Regions from separate parts of the Homo sapiens genome. Here region 1 is linked to region 2. A link is an interaction called in ENCODE POLR2A ChIA-PET data of the cell type or tissue named here. Cell type or tissue: OCI-LY7. All regions are shown on one strand. Each heading gives the region's core, and the rest is flanking DNA. Links, peaks and the distances in the headings are about the cores only.

What was found. ChIA-PET counts read pairs that join two places held together with the same protein. Peaks named below come from ENCODE experiments on the same cell type or tissue, not always from the same donor. Only the 100,000 strongest peaks of a DNase experiment are listed, where the experiment ranks them.
Region 1: POLR2A ChIA-PET joins it to region 2 with 5 read pairs; 1 of 35 experiments calls an interaction of 5 or more read pairs at or near these places.

Annotation. Positions count from the first base shown.
Region 1 is chr17:65,010,089-65,021,514 of GRCh38, forward strand. It overlaps GNA13 (G protein subunit alpha 13), which reads right to left. Exons shown (of 4, transcript NM_006572.6): 3 at 8,165-8,215; 4 at 1-4,741. The coding sequence ends at 4,169. Among named protein-coding and RNA genes, the nearest start is that of GNA13, 41 kb to the right of the region's middle. In OCI-LY7, for the core only: no CTCF peak of the experiment used is centred there; no DNase peak of the experiment used is centred there; H3K4me3 peaks cover 25 bases; H3K27ac peaks cover 4,190 bases.
Region 2 is chr17:64,831,694-64,843,119 of GRCh38, forward strand. It overlaps the pseudogene PLEKHM1P1. Among named protein-coding and RNA genes, the nearest start is that of MIR4315-2, 15 kb to the left of the region's middle. RefSeq lists silencers at 5,026-5,115, 5,206-5,665. In OCI-LY7, for the core only: no CTCF peak of the experiment used is centred there; DNase peaks (open chromatin) are centred at 5,488 and 5,958; H3K4me3 peaks cover 1,800 bases; H3K27ac peaks cover 916 bases.

The DNA.
Region 1 (11,426 bases), core at 2,300-10,299, 180 kb after region 2:
TTTCAAAACAATGTTCATATAAGCTCTCGCATTTGAAACCAGATGGTAAGACCTGAATGCTACAAGAGTGAACATAACTTAAATGCTAACTACACGTTCAAGTACAGACATAAGAATGCTAGTGGTACAAACACTGTACTCCAAATGATGTTGTTAATCACCTACCAGCCTAAGACTAGTATCTACTTGATGGAACTTGAAAAAGCCATAAAGTCCAACTTGTTTAAAATGTTCAGACTTAGACTTACACTTCAAGATCTAGTATACATTTATTAATAAGCCCTAACCTCGTACCATAAAAAAATGGGCATGTGCTGTATTTGGGACATGCGGACACACCCACACCCACCCACAATCTCTCCCCTCCTCATGTTTACTAGACTGAAAAGCCACCCTGTATCCTATCATTAAAAAACAAAACAAAACAAAACAAAACAGTGCTTTTAGTCAAGCAGCACAACACAAGGACAGATCATCTGTGATTAACAGAAGCGAACGCCTTAAAATGATGGGAGAGAGACAAATTAACTAGGTACTAAGTCAGATTTCCAAGTGAAAAAGACATGAGCAAAACTTCTGGTCTTAATTTCTCAAATAAAACTAAAATAAATGAAATGGTAACAGAGTGACTTTCTCTAAATTTATTAGGGAGTTTGTTACAAATGTTTGGGCTTTACAGGCATGATTTCACGGATTCAAACAAGAAATTAACACTGATATTTAGCCTTCTCATGACATACACAGAAATAACATTGCTACAAACTGCAATGGAGAGAATCTTGTTTCAAATGGCTTAGTTTGGGGTTTTGTCTAAATGTATCATTATATAATGAAAGCACCAATTTGAGGGTTTCTCAAATAGTGATTTGAATTTTAGGACATAACAGTGTAACATGGTAACTTTATTCTTCATATATAAATAAGGCATAATCGGATGTGTATTAATGCTGAAAATACATTTTATCAAAAGCATAAATACAAGTATTTGGGTACACATTGAAAGTTAGGACTTAACCAATTTCTTCTTACAAAAAATGATAAGGACATATGGTATTTGTTGAATCTAAATCAGCACTTCTAATCATTTCTGGTATTAAGGCGATCTTATTTCCTTCTACTTTAAACCAACCACTGCCACCAACTGAATAAGGATTTCCCTAAACAGCCTCAATTTGAGAGACTAACCAGAGGACCTTCTCTATGCAAATTACATGCCAATACACCTTAAAAGAAAATAAGACAAAAGTGAATGAGTTTTTTCATTCCATATTGCTTTCTTTGGTTGCAGAGCAATCCAGTGCCCTTTCCAGATAATAAAATTGAAATGAAGATTTCAATTTAATATTTGGCAGACAGCAACAATGCAGGTTATTAAAAATATTAAAGGGGCAGAGGCATGCTTTGAATTACTCAGATTTTCAGAAAACATTTGACAAAACCCTTTCTCTATAAAAGTTATGGTCTAAATTTATGTTGTTTTATAAGGCAACTGTATATACATTTCTTCAAGGTCAATGAAGACACTTGTGTGATATTTCCTCAGAATTAAATGAGAAGGCATTCAGATTTAAGAACAGAATGTAACACAGGATTAGGCACATTTTATTCCAAATCATAACCATAAAGATTTAGAAAATCAAATACATCAAAGAACTTTAAATCTAAATTACTTTTTTAGAGACTGGGGTAAGTTTGCATAGTGAAATTATGAGCACCTTTTCAATTCTGTTCACTAAATTTCATCTCTCTCTTCATATAGTGGTATTTCAAAAGGATTCAGTTTTCATGATACAGGTGTAAGACTCCTTTCAAACGTTTTTAAAATACAACGTATAAAAAAATGTGGACTGAAGCCTTTAGATTGAACTTAAAGTTCTACTGAATGTCAAAACAAGCCTAAGTTGAATATAAGTAATTCATTGCCTCAAAATATAGTCTAGATTTTAAAAGAATGTTGATTCTGAGACATTACATGCAGCAGGGAAGAAAACTGCAAATGCCCAAAATAACATGATATCTATTTGGTGTTTCAACACTTCTTGGTGGTAATTCAAAAGGGGGAAACTTGGTGATTTCTGCTTTGTCAGGCAATATCTATGGTTCGTATCACAGATCTTAACTATGACTTAAGTAAGATGAAGTGTCCTCTTTCTATAGGGATCTAACTTGAGCCCTCACTGGAGTCAAATGTTTTGGCCATTCAATTTGCTAAATGTATGGGTAAACTCTCCAATGAATAGTCCAAATGTTACTGTGCACATATTCCGATATTCATTAGCACTGCAATTATGCTAATTTTGTGAATTTAAACAATGTATTCTTTTTGGCAAGAAGCACTAGATGTAGAACTATTCAAACACGCATGAATGATACCATGATACCACGAACATGCACGATACCATGAACTTGCATCACGGTGCCGGGCTACGTATGTGTAGCTCATGGATTACCATGGCATGAAAATGCTAGAAGTTATATGGATACAATGATAGTGGAAGTTCAAATGTGAGAAAAGTCAGGTATGTCAAGAACAATCCCTGGTTAGTTCACTGAAAAGCCCCACTCTCGTATCAGACAGCAAGACAGAACAACAGCCACTGACTTGGAAAGGCTGGGTGATCCATAACGACCAATCTTTCAAGGACCAATAAAATACCTGAGTACACAGTCAGCTATACAGTAAAATGACAGATATCACAGTCTTAAAATTTTCAGGAAAAGTAGAAAAGCTGTCAGACTTTTCAAGCTGTCGCCAGCCTTGGACTTCTGTTTCTCTAATTGTAGCACTACATACAGCCTAGAAGATAGTATTTCAGTACTGCAAACCAGCCATTCTGATGAGTTCACTATGAATGTATCTGCGATCACAAAGCTACTTCGTGGACACATTTTAATTTGGTAAGCAGTCGGGGGAGGTCAATGTAATCATCTTTAGGTGCGAACTAAAAAAATTACTACTGATCCTTAGAAGCATCCTTAAAACATTTAAAATATACCTCAAAAAAGCTGGACTTTCAACAACAACAATTATACAAATGTATACATACTGTATCTGTTAGAGACACACCAAGAATGAACAGGAATCTCAAATAATGCCTTCTTGAATAGTCTTGACAGAAAAATACTGCCCTTAGCAAACTCCAAATAAACAAAACGATGCCACAAATGGCACAGTGTGGAGTTGATGGGACTGGACAGGACAGCAAAAGATAGATGTTTGTGATGATACAACAATGATTTCCTACAGTAAGGATTGGTCTTTACTGACCAACTGAGATAGGGCTTAAAAGTCAAATACATGACATTCTGGAACAGGTTAAGTTTATTTAGAAAGTTCTGTTACCAAGTTGCTTGCAGTTTTTAGTTGCTGCTATGGCCAGAATGTTTCACATATGGTACATTAAACTACATGATAATTAAATATGAGAAAGGCAAATTCTATTTCACTCGTTACGTTTGACCAAAACACGGTAAACAGCATTAGCTTGCCTTTTGCTCTCCCATACCACCTGTGAACTCTTCATCAGCATCAGACCAAAGATCCTTATGTAAACTTGAAAACAGGAAGAACATTACCTTCAGAAACACAGAAATCTAAAAGCAAAACAGCTGTTGTGTATACAAGCAATTAAAATATGAAGGCTAAACCTTCTATAAACCTACAGAATGCCATTTCTTAGATAGAACTTCTAACAGCCCTTACAAAATAGGAGGTCACCATAAAGTTAGGCAACAAGTGTCACTGCTATATGTAAGGCGGACAGAAGATATCTTGTTTTGGAACTGAATATTCCTAACCTCATCCCTACAAGTATTTAAGGACACCTTTGATACTTGGCACTGCAGGAGAATTCAGTTTGGAAAGTAGAATAATTTAAAGCCTGAAATATGCCTAGTCTGAGGTCAGCTGGGAGGTTTTAACTGGACTTGAATAGAAGCCATGGTGAAACAGATCAAAGCCTGCATTACAGCAAATCTTGGCGATGAGTCACTCAACAGCTTTCAGCCACAAACCAAAGGCCGCAGAAAAAGTACTAAGATTTTCAAGAAGTTAAACGTAGAATTAAGATTGTTCTAATTCTGGTTGTAAACTGCTATTTTAAAAAACAAAACAAACAGAAAACATCAAAAACACAAAAAGATATTAAAACAGCAAGTCTTTTGTACATCACTGTAGCATAAGCTGCTTGAGGTTGTCATGCAGAATAGTATCCTTCACGTCACGGAAAACAAGGCGGATGTTCTCCGTGTTGATAGCAGTGGTGAAGTGGTGGTATAAGGGCTTCTGTTGCTGGTCCCGGCGTTTGTTCCGGAAACATTCCACCAGGAATTTTTGGACGTCTCTTAAGCAGTGGGGATCCCCTTCAAATTCTAGGAAATAGTCTTTGATGCTCACAATTTGCACCTTCTCCTCAAGCAAGTCTGTCTTGTTTAAGAACAGAATTATGGAGACATTGCTGAAAACCCGGTTATTGACGATTGTTTCAAAAATGTTCAGAGACTCTGTAAGGCGATTGGTCAGTCGATCTTCCATAAGCACCTGGTCAAATTCACTTGAGGAAACAAGGAAAAGTATTGATGTCACACTGTCGAAACATTCAAACCAACGTTTCCTTTCTGATCTCTGACCACCTACATCAACCATTTTGAAAGGAACATTTTTTATTTCAAAGTCGTATTCATGGATGCCTTTGGTGGGTCTTCTGGCAAGCAGAATATCTTGTTGTGATGGAATATAATCCTGGAAAAGAAAAAACTTGTTTTATACCTATTAATCCCGAAGTAATGCGAATTTTTAATGGACTACTAACTGGACTAGTGAATAGATATGCAAACAAAATGATCTTTTAAGTGACATTTTCAGATAGATTATGCTTATTATAAAATGCCAAGACTGGTCAGACATGGTGGGTCATGCCTATAATCCCAGCACTTTGGGAGGCTGAGGCAGGAGGATCGCTTGCGAAGCCAGGAGTTTGAGAATATCCTGGGCAATATAGCAAGACCCACTTGTGCTCCCCACAACAAAAGCCAAGATACATTAAAATGTTAGCAGGACGGGTTCAAAATTTACTACAAATGGCCAGAATCTACTTGTTTTCATCCCTGCAATACTACTCAAAATTTAAGCTGAAGTCTTATCAATTGTTCTTACCCACCCTCACTGCTATATATCCACCTGCAATCTTACTCCCCACTATCAGCCACTCTTGGTTCTAGCCAGAGTGATCTTCCTGTCTGCGTATCTACCTTCTCCACACTGCTCCTTGCTCCTCTATTAAAAGCAATGGGGGCTGGGCGCGATGGCTCACGCTTGTAATTCCAGCACTTTGGGAGGCCGAGACGGGCAGATCACGAGGTCAGGAGATTGAGACCATCCTGGCTAACACAGTGAAACCCCATCTCTACTAAAAATACAAAAAAATTAGCCAGGTGTGGTGGCGGGCGCCTGTAGTCCCAGCTACTTGGGAGGCTGAGGCAGGAGAGTGGTGTGAACCCAGGAGGTGGAGCTTGCAGTGAGCTGAGATCATGCCACTGCACTCCAGCCTGGGTGACAGAGCAAGACTTTGTCTTAAAAAAAAAAAAAAAAAAAAAAAAGGCAATGGGATCTGATTCCAGTGCCAATTCACAAGGATCACTTCCCAGTTCCAAGTTCTGCCCACCTCTCTCTAACCTATTCTAAAAGTTCTTTTACTGTGCAACCCCACTCATGACTTAAAACTTCTATGTTTTCATTGCTGCTATATTACATGTGTGAAAAATCCTTTCTCTACTATAATTAATTTCTTACTTATTGACCCAAGAACTCAAACTAGTCACTTACTCTGAGTGTCAGCACCTCTGTCTGTGAAATGGAGGTGATCACACTTGGTCTATATACCTGGGAGGGAGGGTTGTTGCAAGGATCAAATGAGCTCTTCTCTGCACTCTTGGTCAGTGAACTCTAAGACCCTGAACAAACAGAAGCTGCTGGTCACACAAGTCTCTGGCTACTCTGTGATGGCACACTTCCTTATGCAATGTAACTGGTTCTTCCTTGTCAGTCTAGCATTTTTCCAAAACTACAACACAACTTTCTGGTAATACATGAACGGGACAGCTAATATTTATCATCAAGGTCAAAATATTTTAAAAATCAAGGCAGGATTTAAAACAATGCTGTTATTCACAATGCTGCACTTTATGCCTTTCTGAATAGTGTCATATGATTTTGAAATTTCATTACAAGAATACTCATTGTCTCAAAATGGTGCAATGGAATTAAGAATATATATATATACATATTTTTTTGAGATGGAGTCTTGCTCTGTTGCCCAGATTGGAGTGCAGTGGCGGAATCTCGGCTCACTGCAACCTGCGCCTCCCAGGTTCAAGCGATTCTGCTCCTCAGCCTCCCGAATAGCTGGGATTACAGGTGTGCACCACCACGGCCGGCTACTTCTTTGTATTTCTAGTAAAGACGGGGTTTCACCATTTTGGCCAGGCTGGTCTCGAACTCCTGACCTCAAGTGATCCTCCCGCCTCAGCCTCCCAATGTGCTCGGATTATAGGCGTGAGCCACTGCACCCGGCCAGAATTCAGAGTTTTTTAAAAGTAGGTGGGTTCTTAGTTACTGGCAACCAACAGCCATTCATTAAATAACTCTAGGACTCAAGTGTTAGCTTTTCCATGTTTTCTTCTAGCTTTGTTCAGATACACGCCTGCTTTATTTATAATCAGCATATGCACACAGCGTTCAGCCTACCTCTGCATTTTTGCTTAATATTTTGTGAACTGTTCCATATGCTGATACAATCATACCTCATTTTAAAAGACAAGAAAATACACCAAATGCATTAACGTGCTGTACTTTACATTAACATTCCCCTACTAGTGGTCATTAAGGTTGTTTCCAATTTTTAGCCATAATTAACAGAAATACTGCAATTAAAATTCTCATGCACATTTTTTTTTTCCTTTGGACTATTTCCTAAGATTAAAATAATCAGGGGTACGATTATGACGTTAAAGGTTACAAACATTTTAATGACTCTGGATACTTAACACCCGACTGCTTTCTAGAAGGCAATACCAATTTACAACATACACCTATGCCAGCTCCTTCAGAAACACGCCGGGCCCTGAGCTTTTAAAAAATGTAATTCCATAAAAATAAAAAGTTCTCTATTATTGTCTTTGTCTCTATTAAAGCTAATAATCTAGTTAGCAATCTAAAGGCTGCTTCACATGAAGCACAGAACTTCATGCAATCGAGTGCTAAATAGTCTGGCAGAGCAGAGTATGTTGATGAGGACACACACATACTAGCTGTGTGAAGAAGAAGAAACCTGCCTTATGAGGAGGCAAATGAAGCTGTGCTACATTTAGAGAGTAACAGATGACTCTAAGGCAATGGCTTTCAAAATTTTCCTAAGCAGCAGAAACCTTTCTCCCACTGAACTCTTCTGTGTACGCCCAATACAGAGGTCAAACAAGCGAGATGCTCTGCCTGCAGTGGGCCCCGCTGGCCACAGCGCCAGCTTAGAGCTGCTGGCTCCGAGGAATACCTACAGGAAAATGATAGACTCTCTTTTCAAGGGCGACTCCCCCTACCTCGTGGAGTCTCTTCAGCCTTTTAAATCTAGCCCTCCTACTCCGTGACTCGACACAAAGGGGGCATGAATTCGAAAATGTCATTTGTCAAAAGATTTGGAAATCAGTCAACCCACTGTGTTCTATTTCTGTTTACAAACAAAAACCTCTAAAGATACTAAAGTATAACAGATAATGCACAATATCATCTTCAAACACAAACTTCTTTCTCTAAACAGTTTTACTTCCAAGAAATAGCAGACAAAGCATTCCTCAAGAAAATGGTAGAGACCTGGACAGTTAGAGGGAGAAAAAAGAAGTGTCGTGATTAAACAATAAAAATACTTTCATTTTGAAAAAATAAAAATCATTCAATATTCTGAGCTACCAATCACTCTAAATAAAGCAGAGAAGAATCAGAACGCCACCACTAAAAAAAAAAAAAAAAAAAAAAAAAAAAAAAAAAAAAAAAAAAAAAAGAGAGAAAGAAGCAAATAGCTTAATACATAATTTTTCTAAATTTCCTAACATCGATATCCTGACTTCTGCTTTCAAATGGCACTAAACATAAACATTTGGTTTAAACACTTACTGGTTCTCCAAGTTTATCCAAGTTATCCAGGAAATATTTTACAGATTCACCCTAAAAACAAGAAGAAAACAAATAGTTATTAGGGCTTAGAAATGGAAGATCTTGTTACAACAGTTTACATCATACTGTCTGGTTGTACACTTAACCCAAACAGACTTTGTTTAGTCACCAATTTCAGACAGCTAACCTTCCTAAAAACATATAAAACGTCTGCTCTGTCACAGACTGCTAAATCTGCAAAGGCAGGCTGATTTCACAAATGCTTAATAGAATCAATATCCCAAGTGATCATCTGCTTGGACAGGATTACACGCATGCTTTTTGCTATAACTACGTATCCACAGTGAAGACATATAATTAGAAGATGAAAACTGCTTTTGAGATAAAACATAAATCTACATATAAAATTTAAGTGACAGTCTTTTTGTCTACATTTTCTAGCTTAATAGTGACGATAGTTATCTTCAGAGACAAACCAAACCAGAGATGAGGTAAGAATACTGTACAAAATCCCCCAACCACAGGCATGGACAGGCGTGCCTTGCTCAGGAAGGCCCTGGATAGTGCTGCCAGCTTCACATCTCCAACAGGTCTTTTCCCGAGTGGCCTATCCTTTCTGAGCCCAGTTTTCTCGACGAAACTTCCAAGCAATTTCAAACATCTAAACTGTACGAGAATACATTCCTAACATGAAAACGCTTGACCAGAGCACACAGAGAAGAGGGGAACTATTTTGGGAAAGAAGGGGTCTGTGTCCGAGTCTCCTAGTCCTCACCCCCTGCGTTTCACTTTCCCGCGGGATTCTACAGCTGCAGCATTGTCCCTGCCTGAAGCTACTTCCAAGTGTTCCTGAAGCAGCACCTCATTTAGTATGCCTGGGCATCATGTGAAGATCTCCTCACACTGCAGGCTCCGGTTTAGTAGGTCTGGGTGGGACCCCAGTTTCTGCAATTCAAGGAGTGCCTGGGACCACACTTTGAGTCACAAAGCTTGAAAGTAGCAGTTCTATAATTTTTTGGTCTCAAGATCACACAATATGATCCAGCAATGGCACTGCTAGGTATATACCCAAAAGAAAGGAAATGAGTATATGGAGGAGAGAGATATCTGCACCCCCACGTTTACTGCTGCACTCTTCACAAAAGCCAAGATTTGGAAGCAGCCTAAGTGTCCATCAACAGATGAATGGGTAAAGAAAATGTGATACACATACAGAATGGTGTCCTATTTAGCTATAAAAAAGAATGAGATTCAGTCATTTGCAACAACATATATGGAAGTGTAGGTCACTATGTTAAGTGAAGTAAGACAGACACAAAAAGACAAACATTGCATGCTATCACTTATTGGTAGGAGCTAAAAATCAAAGCAATTGAACCCATGGAGATAGAAAGAAGGATGGTTACCAAAGGCTGGGAAGGGCAGCAAGGGTTGGGGTGGCAGGAGGTGGGGACGGCTAATAGGTACAAAAGATAGTTAAAGTGAATGAATATGGACCAGTATTTGATAGCACAACAGGGTGACTATAGTCACTAATAATTTAAGTGTACATTTAGAAATAACCAAAAGAGTATAATTGGATTGTTTGTAACATAAAGGATAAATGCCTGAAGGGAGAGATACCCTATCTTCCATGAGTGATTATTACGCATTGCATGCCTCTATCAAAACAGCTCATGTACGCCAGAAATATATGAATCTATTATGTGCCCACAAAAATTAAAAACAGAAAAATTAAAAAAATAAAAACGGAAGACATGGAAACAAATGATGATGTCTCTGGACTCAATAAGCTCAACAGCTTCTGATCACTTCTTTTTGTGTTTAGTGTCCTCATTCAAATTTTATACAAAGCTCAGTACGAGGCAACTGGTATCCTCTCCTCCTACCTTCCTAAAGTGTCTGGCAGATAAAATATGAATTACTGGGAGGAAGTTACCCTTCAATATTTTTTTCTTAACAATTTCAGAAGTGATCAAAGTCTTCTTGTTTTCTAATATTAATGTTAAGGAACAGATGTGAATTTCAGTCCTTTCTCTAACAAGGAGTGATCTGGCCAAGTCTCTAAACTCCTCCAGGTCTCCATTTCCCCCAGAGTTACATGAAGAAGTTCAGTGGTTCAATGGATAACCAACCGCTTAAGTTCTGCCCTGTGCAACAATTTCAGTTAGTTCCACTGATTTCAAGTTAAGTTCTCCTTTCCTCATAGGCCATGTGTTTGTTAATCCTAAATCTGCTTTTGTTGTGACTCATTCAAGCGGTGTTGCTTCCACGTTCTTTGCTAATAAATAAAGGATTTAATGTATTGTGCAAGAATATTATGGGTTTAAGACTCACTTTTTGCTGGTTGTAACTTGAGGCTCTCATATTTTTCCCAGTTCATTTTATGTTACTGAAGGGAATTTTTTTTTTTTTTGAGACAGGGTCTCAATCTGTTGCCCAGGCTGGGGTGCAATGGCGCGATCTTGGCTCAATACAACCTCCACCTCCCGGGTTCAAGCCATTCTCCTGCCTCAGCCTCTGGGGTAGCTGGGATTACAGGTGTGTGCCTCCGCGCCTGGCTAATTTTTGTATTTTTAGTAGAGACAGGGTTTCCCCATGTTGGCCAGGCTGGTCTTGAACTCCTGACCTCAGGTGATCCACCCGTCTCGGCCTCCCAAAGTGCTGGGATTATAGGTGTGAGCCACCATGACCGGCCTGGAAATTTTAAAAATAAAATTTCAAAGAAATTTCATTTCACAGTTAACACTTTAAAAACTTAAGATTATTTTATTCGGCCCTTAGCTCTTTTTTCTCTGTTCAGAACACTACAGGTAAGTTTCTAGGTTACTGTAGTAAGGCTGAAGAGTAAAAGTAGCATGGCACTCTGAAAAGTGTTCCAATATTTCTTTAGCCTTGTGGATATTTCAGTTCCATTTAAATGGCATAGCAGCCAGTGTACCTGGGTTCCAGCCCCAAGATAGACTTTATTACTGACAAAGTCAACAAACAATATTAGGTGAGCTTCAGTGACCCTTTGAGTATTAGAAGTCTATGAGGTTCCACGAACCATATTTCTTACGAGTTTTACAAAATGGTGTCTAAGCTGGGAATGGCTTCAATGTTGCCCCCACTTCACAACAATAATTTGTTATAAACATCCTTTGCTTGTAAAGACAAAATGGGTCTGGAGTCCTAAGCTTGAAGGTAACAGAAAAGCTAAGAACAAAAGTTAGAAAATAATTTCTATTAAATTCATAGTCATACAGAGAGAGGCTTAGCA
Region 2 (11,426 bases), core at 2,044-10,043:
CCTCCCTAAGTCAGGTCCCTCAGGAGGAAGCAGGCATGTATGGAGGATGGTTCCTGCAGACCCAGTAACAGGCCGGGTGCTGCAGATGGCCAGAAGAGCCCTCAGTCCTGACTACAGCCCCATCTGACTGCCTCACCCTTCACCATAGTCTGCTCCCAGCTACCCAGGGATTCTCAGAGCCCTCCTCCGGAGACCAGTTCCACATTCTGGCCACGGGGTGACAGGAAAAGGGGGCTGTATGCTGCAGTGACTCTGCATCTAGGGTCACTTCCAGAAACAGGCCTGGTCTTGAGGTCAGGCTCCATCAAGGCTACCCTTTTGCAGCTCAGCAGGCCACGTCCAGCTTCTCTGGCTCCGAAACCCTGGGCTCCAATCCCAATCCACAATTTCCAGTGGCCTGAGGCCCTCAGGCCCACCCTTCTAGAGAGAGCCCGAAGCCCCAAAGTTGCCCTTCCCTTAACCAGCTACAGGGCCGGGACCCTAAGGACTTAGACCCAATAATTTGAATTATAGCCCAGGCCCATTAAGACCTCATTAACTAATTAGCTGAGAGTGATAGAGTATTCACAGAGTATTCACTGGGAGGAGCAGGCCATTGGTAAGTCAGTGCTCTGGCCAAGTAACAGTATGCTAAGAAAACAAAATAGGCCAGGTGCCATGGCCCACACCTGTAATCCCAGCACTTTGGGAGGCCGAGGCAGGAGGTTCACTTGAGGTCAGGAGTTTGAGACCAGCCTGGCCAACATGGTGAAACCCTGTCTCTAATTAAAAAAAAAACAAAAATTAGCCAGGCATGGTGGCCCATGCCTGTAATACCAGCTACTGGTATTACCAGCTACCATACCGGCTGAGGCAGGAGAACCACTTGAACCCAGGAGGCGGAGGTTGCAGTGAGTTGAGATCGTGCCACTGCACTCCAGCCGGGGCAGCAAAGCAAGAATAAATAAATAAATAAATAATTTATGTCTCAAATAAATAAATAAATAATAAACTGAAGCTGGCTGGGCGCGGTGGCTCATGCCTGTAATCCCAGCACTTTGGGAGGCCGAGGCGGGTGGATCACGAGGTCAGGAGATCGAGACCATCGTGGCTAACACGGTGAAACCCCATCTCTACTAAAAATACAAAAAATTAGCCGGGCGTGGTGGCGGGTGCCTGTAGTTGCAGCTACTCGGGAGGCTGAGGGAGAATGGCGTGGACCCAGGAGGTGGAGCTTGCAGTGAGCCAAGATCGTGCCACTGCACACCAGCTTGGGCAACAGAGCGAGACTCCATCTCAAAACAAAAAAAAATTAATAATAATAAACTGAAGCTAAGAGAGACAGGGCCAGACAAGAGAAGGGTCACTTGGCCTAAAACAGAGTCAGAAATGCCACAAAATGACTGACAAGAGCTCAGAGAAATCCAGCAGAAGAGCCACTTGAAAATTCACAAGATAGGACTGAGCCTCTGGGGTTCCAGCCACAATGCAGGACACCTCTGTTTGTAGGCAGCCATAGCACCCCACCTATCTGTATCTGTTCCATCATGCTCAGGGAGGCAGGGCTCAGATGGTCAGTGACATAAGAACTCACGGCAGGAATCAGAAGGAGGCTTTGTGTCTCTTGACTGTGGGGACAGCACTGCGTCACCCACCCTGGTGGCCCAGATTCTGAATCTACCATCCTATGGAACTGGTTCCACTTTCTGTCCTCAAAACGCTCTTCATTGACACAAAGAACCAAAGTGAAGAGAGGTGTGGCTTCAAGGAGACCTACCTGAAGGGAGTGAGGCAAAGCTGGGCAACAGTACCAAAGGGCTCTTGAACATGACGGGTGAAAGCTTAGCAGGGGAAAGGTGACTGGTGCCATTTAGGAAGCCCCAAACCACACCAAGTCTACTGCCACCCTATGTATTCATTCGCCTTCACATAGCTCTCCAGAGTGCAGAAAGCAAGCTTCTCTGATGTCCCTCTCTAACCTCATTTAATTCTCACAGCAATCCCGTGAGAGAGTGATTATCCCTGTTTTACAGAGGACAAAACTGAGGCTCAGTAGCAATGGGTCTCAGGTAAGGGACAGAACTCTCTGGTTTCTTCATCCCAACTCCTGCATCTTTCCCTGGACCAAAAGGCCTCAGGTCTTTGGCTCAAATTCAGACAAACTATTACTTCTTCTTTAGAGGTACGCGGAAGCTCCATTTCATCACAGAAGGTCTGAAACCAACAAGAAACAGTTCTGCCAATCAGGTTTATAGCCCCAACCAGCTGAGACCAGGTCCTACCAATGCTCCTAAAGTCTCAGAGCTATACTTTCTTAAATGTTCCAACATAGTTAGGAAGGAACAGTTCCGGCTGGTTTCCTGCATTATACTGCCTGGCCTTCTCTATATGTCCAATTTCACTTCCTCCAGAGATCAAGGAAGCAAAAAAAGAGAATGACCTGGATGAGACTTACGTTAAAAGAAGAAAGGGATAACCTGGTTTCACCACTCTCAAAACACTCCACCATGACTGAACAGCAACCTCTTCTCTTGAGGGACTCCTCAGCCACTCCCCATGGCCTTCTCTCCACTGCCCGAATTGTGTAACTGGCTGTTCAGAGCCACAGCCTGGCTTTAAGCCATCCAACTGCTGTACCAATTGATGGAGTCATGTTTTTTCAATTGGAAAAGAATGACAAAGTTATCCTCTGATTCAGAAAGGCAGCTGATCTTTCAGGCATGTGAGTGCTGACTGAGGAAACCGCACCTCTGTCCACCTGAGGAAAGCTGGATTTCTGTGATGGGTGGAGTGGTGGGGGTTGGAGCTTTGAAGCAATTAAATACCAGATGAAGGGTGAGAAACTTTTAGTTTGTGATTCCCAAACTCAGGGCTAGTGGATGAGGGCAGAATTGTGGAGTCAGTGAACACTAGCTATCTTTCTTTCCTCCCTCCTTCCTTCCATCCAGTATCACCCAGCTTCCCTGTATTCTTGTCCCATATCCCAGAGGATTCTAACAAGGACCAAACTCTGAATGAATGAAAACAGGACCGTTGCCTGACCCATTCACCATTGTATTTCTAGTACCTGGAACAGTGTTTGGCACAGACTGGTGCTCAAAAAATAAGCTGTTGAATGAATTGATTAATAAAATAAAAACAAGGCACGGGGCACGTACCTCCACTTCACACACTGTGGGAAGTTGGGGTATACAACTCTTAAGTGCTGGGGCAACTGTGGAGCTCCTGTCATTAAGCCAAGCTGCCAATAAGGCTGAAAACAACTTAAATATACTGCATATTAATGGGAGGACATTGAAGGTAAACAGCATTCACTTTTCAAAGGAATACGACTATAAGTGGCAAGCACAGACAATGTTCTTTGGGGCCCTTTAAAACTGCAATCAGCCGGGCACGGCAGCTCACGCCTGTAATCCCAGCACTTTGGGAGGCCGAGGTGGGTGGGTCACCTGAGGTTGGGAGTTGGAGACCAGCCTGATCAACACAGAGAAACCCCCATCTCTACTAAAAACACAAAACTAGCCGGGCATGGTGGTGTATGCCTGTAATCCCAGCTACTCGGGAGGCTGAGGCAGGAGAATCGCTTGAACCTGGGAGGCAGAGGTTGCGGTGAGCCGAGATCATGCCACTGCACTCCAGCCTGGGGAACAAGAGTAAACTCCGTCGAAAAAAAAAAAAAGAAAGAAAGAAAAAAGCTGCAATCAAATGGCCCACCCATCTGATGCCGGGTCCTCAGGATTCAGAGAAAATGTGTACCAAAAAGCCCCCAGGAAACCATAAATGCTGAGCATAGGACTTGGGTGCCTCTGGAATGTCCTTCTGCCTCAGCTACTCTGAGATAACATGGTCCCCTGTGTTCATGGAACCCAGATGGCCAAAAGTCAATGATCCAGCACTTATAAGAAAAGAAAGCGATTCAAGAGCCTCTGTACCCACCTAGGCCTCAGCCTCCCCAGGACCTACTCACCTATACTCTTCACAACAGGTAACGTTGCCTCTGGCACCCATCATATCCCCTGAATTCAGCATCAGGACTGATCTGCCATCAGCTCTGGCAGGGAGAGTCCCTTACAAGTGCCAAGAAAAGGAACATGAACAATATTCTGTGACCACAGCCAACACCACACAGAACTTCCCAGAAGCTCTCCAGGGCGAGAACACCAACCAGAAGGAAGTGACAGCTTCCATCATTCTGTGCTAAGTGAGCTGAGTGAGTGGCCATCTCTCACCTTCCAGATATTTGAATGATACCTACCATTCCAGCAGCCAGCACAAGTCATTTAATATGAATGCCAGAAACACAATCCCTGAGGACAGGTACAGGAGACCAGATGCCAGGAAAAACCCCGGCCCCACCCAAGAGTTGGGGAGAGCCCACTGCTCCTCCACCCTTATTTACCACCTGAGCCCCTGCACCCGCCAATCATGCTGCTCAGTCTGTAACTGCGGGTCTGAGTGAGCACCTACATTTGGCTGTTGAGGGGCAGCTGGTGGAGTTGGCAGGCGACTCTGCACTAAGTTCTCAGGTTGAATGGGAGTTGGGTCGAGGGAAGGAATGGACGCAGAGTTAGGGTGAAGAGTTGCGGTGGGTCAGCGGGGGTGAAAGGACATGGAGATGTCATTTTTAACAAGATTGGGTGAGGGTGGTAGGAAAGGAGGCAGCAAGAGTTCGGGACAGTTTGGCAAAGACTTAGGGATGGGGTGTCCTCAGTACGGCAGGAGACGCAAAGGAAGGTATACAGTGGGCTAGGAGACTAAGGACGAGAAGACACAGTTACGACTTGGAATAAGGCTGAGATCGGAGTTATCCAGAAGAAAGCGGTGAGCTCAACAGGGCACCTACTTTGGGGGTGGGTCTTAGATGAGAGGGCGGAGGTAGAATGTTTAGGATGAGCAGATCTTGGGGAGCTGGACAGGGGATGGGGGTGACTGGGATAAGAAAGCTGAGCCAGAAAAGGGGAAACCTGAATGGTGGGTCTCGGGGAGGTGAGCGCGGAGCATCGGGATTACCAGAGGGGTGGGGAGAGAGGATGAGGTGTGTCAGGGCGGGGCGAAGGGACGTGGCCGAGATCGGGGTTGGAACTGGGGTAAAATGGGGTCACGAGTGAAGCTGCATTTAAGCAAGACCGCTGGTGAGGGGATGCGGGCGCGGGCTGGGGGCTGGACAGACGGAGGGGACGGGGCCACAGCGGCGGTGCAGGGGGAAGGCTGGGTCGGAGCGGAGCGGGCGCGGGCTGGACAGGGCTGAGGGCTCTGAAGCCGGGCAGTCTCAGGGTAACCAGGGGCTGGGAATCGCGGAGGGAGCGGGAGGCCCACCGCCCGTTCGCGCCTCGGCCCTCCCACCACTCCGCCGCCCTCCTCGCATCTTGACCCCCTAACTCACCAAGCGGAGCGAGGAGCGAGGCGAGGGGGGCTCCCGGCTGCGGCAGCCCCTCAGCCTCCGAGCCGACGATGCGGTCTCTCGGCCACTGACAACAGGAAGCAGCGCCCCGGCCCCTGACGCCATCACGTTGGCTCGGCGCTCCGGCCCTGCCCCCGGCCCGCGGTGCCAATCGCGCAGCCCGAAGGAGCCTTGGGGCGGGGCCAGCTGCTCCCGGAAGTCCCTGGGAGCTGAGCCCCGGGGCAGATGCGAGGTCTGGGAGGCTGGGGAACTGGGGGCGCCTGCAGGGCGCAGAGAGGCGACGGCACCGGTGTCAGGGAGAACGCATCCGTTACCGCCCGCCTCCCGCAGGTCTGCGTCAAACTAGATCCTGGCTTCTGGGTTCCTGACCTCGTTTGGCCTCAGAACCATCTGTGCAACATTGGGGCTGTCACTTCGCCTCCCTCAGCTGAAGAGTTCCCACTTGTGAGTGGGACTAATAACGCCTGCCCTATCTTTGCCTCTCCGAGGGCAGCAGTGCAGCCCGTGGGGCGGAGCCCGGGCCCAAATTGGAGCCTCCGCGTTGCGCTTTCAGGATAAACACAGCTGTTTTGACCACACTTTATCCCAAGGGAACGCCTTGAGGTCCCCTTGGGCACACTCCCGTGTGTAACTCGCCCATTAGCACCGCCTGGCTTGAAGCTTAGGGGTCTGGTTATTCTCTTCTAGCCCGTGTAGAGGATTTCTTTCTTCCTTTCTGTTTTTTTTTTTTTTTTTTTGGGACAGGGTCTCACTCTGTCGCCCAGACTGGAGTGCTGTGGCACGATCACGGCTCACCACAGCTTTGACCTCACGGACTAAGCGGTTCTCCCACCTCAGCCTCCACGCAGCTGGGACTACAGGCGTGCACCACCACGCCCAGCTAATTTTTTCTTCTTCTTTTTTTTTTTTTTTTTTTTGCGACGGAGTCTGGCTCTGTCGCCCAGGCTGGAGTGCAATGGCGCGATCTCGGCTCACTGCAAGCTCCGCCTCCTGGGTCGACGCCATTCTCCTGCCTCAGCCTCCCGAGTAGCTGGGACTACAGGAGCCCGCCACCACGCCCGGCTAATTTTTTTATGTTTTTAGTAGGATGGGGTTTCACCGTGTTAGCCAGGATGGTCTCGATCTCCTGACCTGGTGATCCACCCGCCTCGGCCTCCCAAAGTGCTGGGATTACAGGCGTGAGCCACCGCGCCCGGCCAATCTTTTCATTTTTAAAAAAATTTATTTATTTTGTAGAGACAGGGTCTCACTGTGTTACCTAGCCTGGTCTCCAACTCCTGGCCTCAGGCGATCCTCCTGACTCGGCCTCCCAAAGTGCTGGGATTACAGGCATGAACCACCACACCTGGCCTGTATATCTTCTTTCTAACGCAAAAGTGACATTTCTCTTTCAGATGAACTCGGAACAAAATGTCATAAGTGGTGGCCACAGGTAGTGAAGAGCAGGGCAGGGAGTGTTGGCAGGGACCCATGCTCTGGACACTTTATACTTGCAGGCTTTGGTCAATTGGGAGCCTAGGGCCTGAGTGTGGATGAGGAGAGGTACTGCTACATGCCAGTCGTAAGTGGGCACAGGGGTTGGCTGGGGAACGGGCCAGTTCTTGGAAGCAAGCTTCACTGCCCTCGGCCTGGGCGTCCTGTGCTCTTTTGGCTTCTCTGGGTAGGAAGGTGTCCCTCTTATCTCTGCAAAGGTCAGAGTCCCACTGTCTGCTTTCAAGTATAAAACCAGCACTTGGGGGTATGACCCTGGACTGTATGAGGGCCGCCCTTTCAGTAATTCTCTCTCCAGGAGTGAGAACCTCCCCTTCTCAATTTTAGACTAGATGGGTCTGAGTGTGTTTAGTGCAGTTAATGGTTGAGCAGGAAGATTAGAAATAAGGACATAGAGACAAACTATTCTCTCGGTGTTAAACTCATTTTAAACAAAGTGGAAAGTAAGGGATTTAGTAGGGAAATCCTTTCACCTTGGCAAAACGATAGTATACAACTGGCACAGCATGATCCTTGGTGGCTTGGCACAAGCATTCCCTGTCCCCCCCCATCAAGCACATAATGTCCCTCAGTAATTCCACTGCATTTTTGTGCAGCGGCTGTGTGCTGGAGTGTGGGGAACCCCCCGGTAATCTCTTGTCTGCTTTTTAGGAGCCCCTATCTCCTGGTCTTCTCTTACCTCCCAAGCTACCCTGCTTCTTTGAAAAGTCTGCAGGCTTGTCTACCTCTTCTCAGCTTGCTCTGCATGCCTTGGGGAAGCTGCATAAAGCATGGATCATGAAGGAGGGGGGCGGAGGAGAGGGAAATGCATGTTTGCACAAATGGACCCTGAGCCCACCAGGCAGGCTCCAGATAGGGAAAAAAAAAAAAAAAAAAACCCTTACATTATCATGTGACTTGCGCAAGAAAAAAGGTACCTGCAAAGGGCCAAGGGACCAGAGAGGAGAACTTGAGAGGTATTCTGGAGGAGGCTACTTTTGATATGAGCTTTCTAGGTGAGTAAAGGGTATTGCAGCTGAAGGGACTGGCTGGTAAGTGGCCAGCAGATAGGAATACAGGCTGAGCTCAGGGAAGGGTGCACCCAGAGGTGGGGAGGAAGGTGGGAAGTGAAAAAGGAGGCTGGGCGCGGTGGGTCATGCCTGTAATCCCAGCACTTTGGGTGGCTGAAGCTGGTGGATCACTTGAGGTCAGGAGTTCGAGACCTGCCTGGCCAACATGGTGAAAGTCCATCTCTACTAAAAATACAAAAATTTGCCATGTGTGGTGGTGTGCGTCTGTAGTCCCAGCTACTAAGGAGGCTGAGGTATGAGAATTGCTTGAACCCGGGAGGCGGAGATTGCAGTGAGCCAAGATAATGCCACTGCACTACAGCCTGGGCGACAGAGTGAGATCCTGTCTCAAAAAAAATTTTTTTAATAATAATAAAAATAAATAAAAATAAAAGGAAGTGAAAAAGGAAAGGGGAAGGGGAGAGGGCCAGAATGGAAGGGGAGCTGAAGACTGAGCAAGGCAAAGTTGGAGGCCAGTGCAGAAAGGGCTCAAACCATTTGCAAGGATGGTTCACATCCCACTGGTCTGTCAGCTTAGATTTAAAGCACTACCCAGCGTTATTCAAAGCCAGACAGGAGAACTGTAGGCATCAGAATGCCCTGGGGACAGGTCCAAAATGCAGATTCCTAAGCCCCACACTAACCCTAAAGAGTCACTCTAGGATGAGGTCCAAGAATTTGGGCTTGACCCCACCGCTCCTGTCCCCTGCCCTCACACTGAGGACCTAAAGGATAATGAAAGGGGGGAATCTGTGCCCTAAATAATCCCTTTTGGCAGTTACTTTCTGTTTTCAAAGTTCAAGTCTGTCCTCCGGGACTAACCTAGGAGATGAGGGATAAGGGAATTAACATTTATGGAAAATGGAAGAACCTACATAGGCACCTGTGTTCACCTAATATGCCTTACCAGCCACCTGAAAGGTGGGTGCTGCCATTATCTCCATTGTATGGATGAGAAAATAGGCTTAAAAGAGGTTAAGTGGCCAGGTGCAGTGGCTCACGCCTGTAATCCCAGCACTTTGGGAGGCCGAGGTGGGTGGATCAAGAGATCCAGACCATCCTGGCCAACATGGTGAAACCCTGTCTCTACTAAAAATACAAAGAATTAGCTGGGTGTGGTAGCGCGCATCTGTAGTCCCAGCTACTTGGGAGGCTGAAGCAGGAGAATCGCTTGAACCCAGGAGGCAGAGGTTGCAGTGAACCGAGATCACGCCACTGCACTCCAGCCTGGTGACAGAGCGAGACTTCATCTCTTAAAAAAAAAAAAAAAAAAAAAAAAAAGAGGTTAAGTAACTTGCGGGGGAGCCACAGCCACAGAAGTATTAAGTGCTAGAAGTAGGATTCTTACCTAGTTCTTTCTGATTCTAGTTTCAGCTTTGTTCAGTGGGTTTTAGAGCCAGGGCTGTTTAGGTTTGAATCTCATCTCTATCCCATATTGTTTGCTGGGACTTCCTTAAAACAGTGTGGGGCCCAGGGCAACCCAATGAGTATGGGGCTAAGACAGCTGACAGCTGCCACCAAATCAGCATTTTTCACAGGCCCGTTGAGATAGCAGTGAAGACAGAAATTTCTAAATTGAATTTTATTGATGTTCAGGAAAGAGAAGTAAGTCACACCGCCTCTTGGTCCTCAGCCCCAAGCAGAGAGCCCAGAGTGTGTGACCTCAGGCAAGTGCCAAAACCTCTCTGAGCCTCAGTTCCTCATTGTAAATAGGGGCTAATGTCAGTTGATGTGAGGAGTAAATATCATGATATCCTGGCTGGGCACAGTGGCTCACGCCTGTAATCCCATAACTTTGGGAGGCTGAGGTGGGTGGATTACTTGAGGCCAGGAGTTCGAAACCAGCCTGGCCAACATGGTGAAACCCCATCTCTACCAAAGATACAAAAATTAGCCAGGCATGATGGTTCATGCCTGTAGTCCCAGGTACTTGTGAGGCTGAGGCACAAGAATCGCTTGAAGCTGGGAGGCTGAGGTTGCAGTGAGCTGAGATTGCGCCACTGCACTGCAGCCTACATGACAGAGTGAGACTCTGTTCCAAAACAACAACAACAACAAAAAAAAAAAAAAAAAAAGAAAAGAAAAAAAGAAAAGAAAAAGATGATATCCTTAATGCAAGTTCTGGCCTGTAGTAAGTGCTCAAAGATGAACAGTTGTTATTATTCTAGTTGTGGCTAATTTTCACCCTGCCAATTGGGCAGGTCCTTGCCTTCCATTGCTCTTGTAAGCACCTGAATGAGAGCCTTTCTTGTCTGAACCCCAGATATATTCTTGCTTGGCGTCTGATTGAAATAATAAAACTAATGTTAATGCACCCTCCTCTCTGGACACTGGAATCACTGGTGTGCTCTTCAGTTCTGTTGTAGGAAGCGGTTTCTTTCCACTCTCTCTTTTTTAAAAAATTGATTAAAAAGTGTTGTTATACACACGGTTTACAATTCAATAAAATGAAACGGAATGGGGATGAAACATAACGAACAACAGCAGTTCATTGTCCCCATTGTTCCCACCCTTCTGGGGAGCAGGCTTTCAGCAGAATCTTCTGGTGCTTCTCCCCACATCTCCTGCACGTCTCATTGTTTGTATTTTATTATTTTTTTGAGACACAGTCTCGCTCTGTCACCCAGGCTGGAGTGGTGCCATCTTGGCTCACTGCAACCTCCGCCTCCTGGGTTCAAGCAATGCTCCTGCCTCAGCCTCCCTACTAGCTGGGATTACAGGCACCTGCCACCATGCCCAGCGAATTTGATATTTTTAGTAGACGCGGGGTTTCACCATGTTGTCAAGCCTGATCTCAAACTCCTGACCTCACGTGATCCACCCGCCTTGGCCTCCCAAAGTGCTGGGATTACAGGCGTGAGCCACCGCGCCCAGCTGTCTCATAGTTTTAGACACTGTCTGTTGCCTTCCTGGTAAACCTGGCAAGGACTTAGCTCTTTTACACCCCAGCCCTGTCCATTCTTGAGGTTTGGGTATGCCACAATTTGTAGAAAATGAACCATGTTTACAGAATTGTGACTATATAAATATTATTCACCACAGAGCTTAATAATGTGCTGTGAGGTCAGGCATGGTGGCTCATGCCTGTAATCCCAGCACTTTGGGAGGCCAAGGTGGGCGGATCACCTGAGGTCGGGAGTTCAAGACCAACATGGCCAACATGGAGAAACCCCATCTCTACTAAAAATACAAAAATTAGCCGGGTGTGGTGGTGCCCCCCTGTAGTCTCAGCTACTTGGGAGGCTGAGGCAGAGAATCACTTGAACCTGGGAGGTGGAGGTTGCAGTGGGCTGAGATCATGCCACTGCACTCCAGCCTGGGCAACAGAGTGAGACTCTATCTCAAAATATAATAAAATAAAAATAAAATACACTCTGATGATGATGGCTGCTTCCCCCAAGGGTGCCTCAAGCTCTCCTTTTCTTTCAGTGCCATCTGCCATTATCGTGCCCTTGTTCTCTTCCAGTGCTCTGGCGGAGCAGGTGGCGCCCAGGCCCACAGTGCCC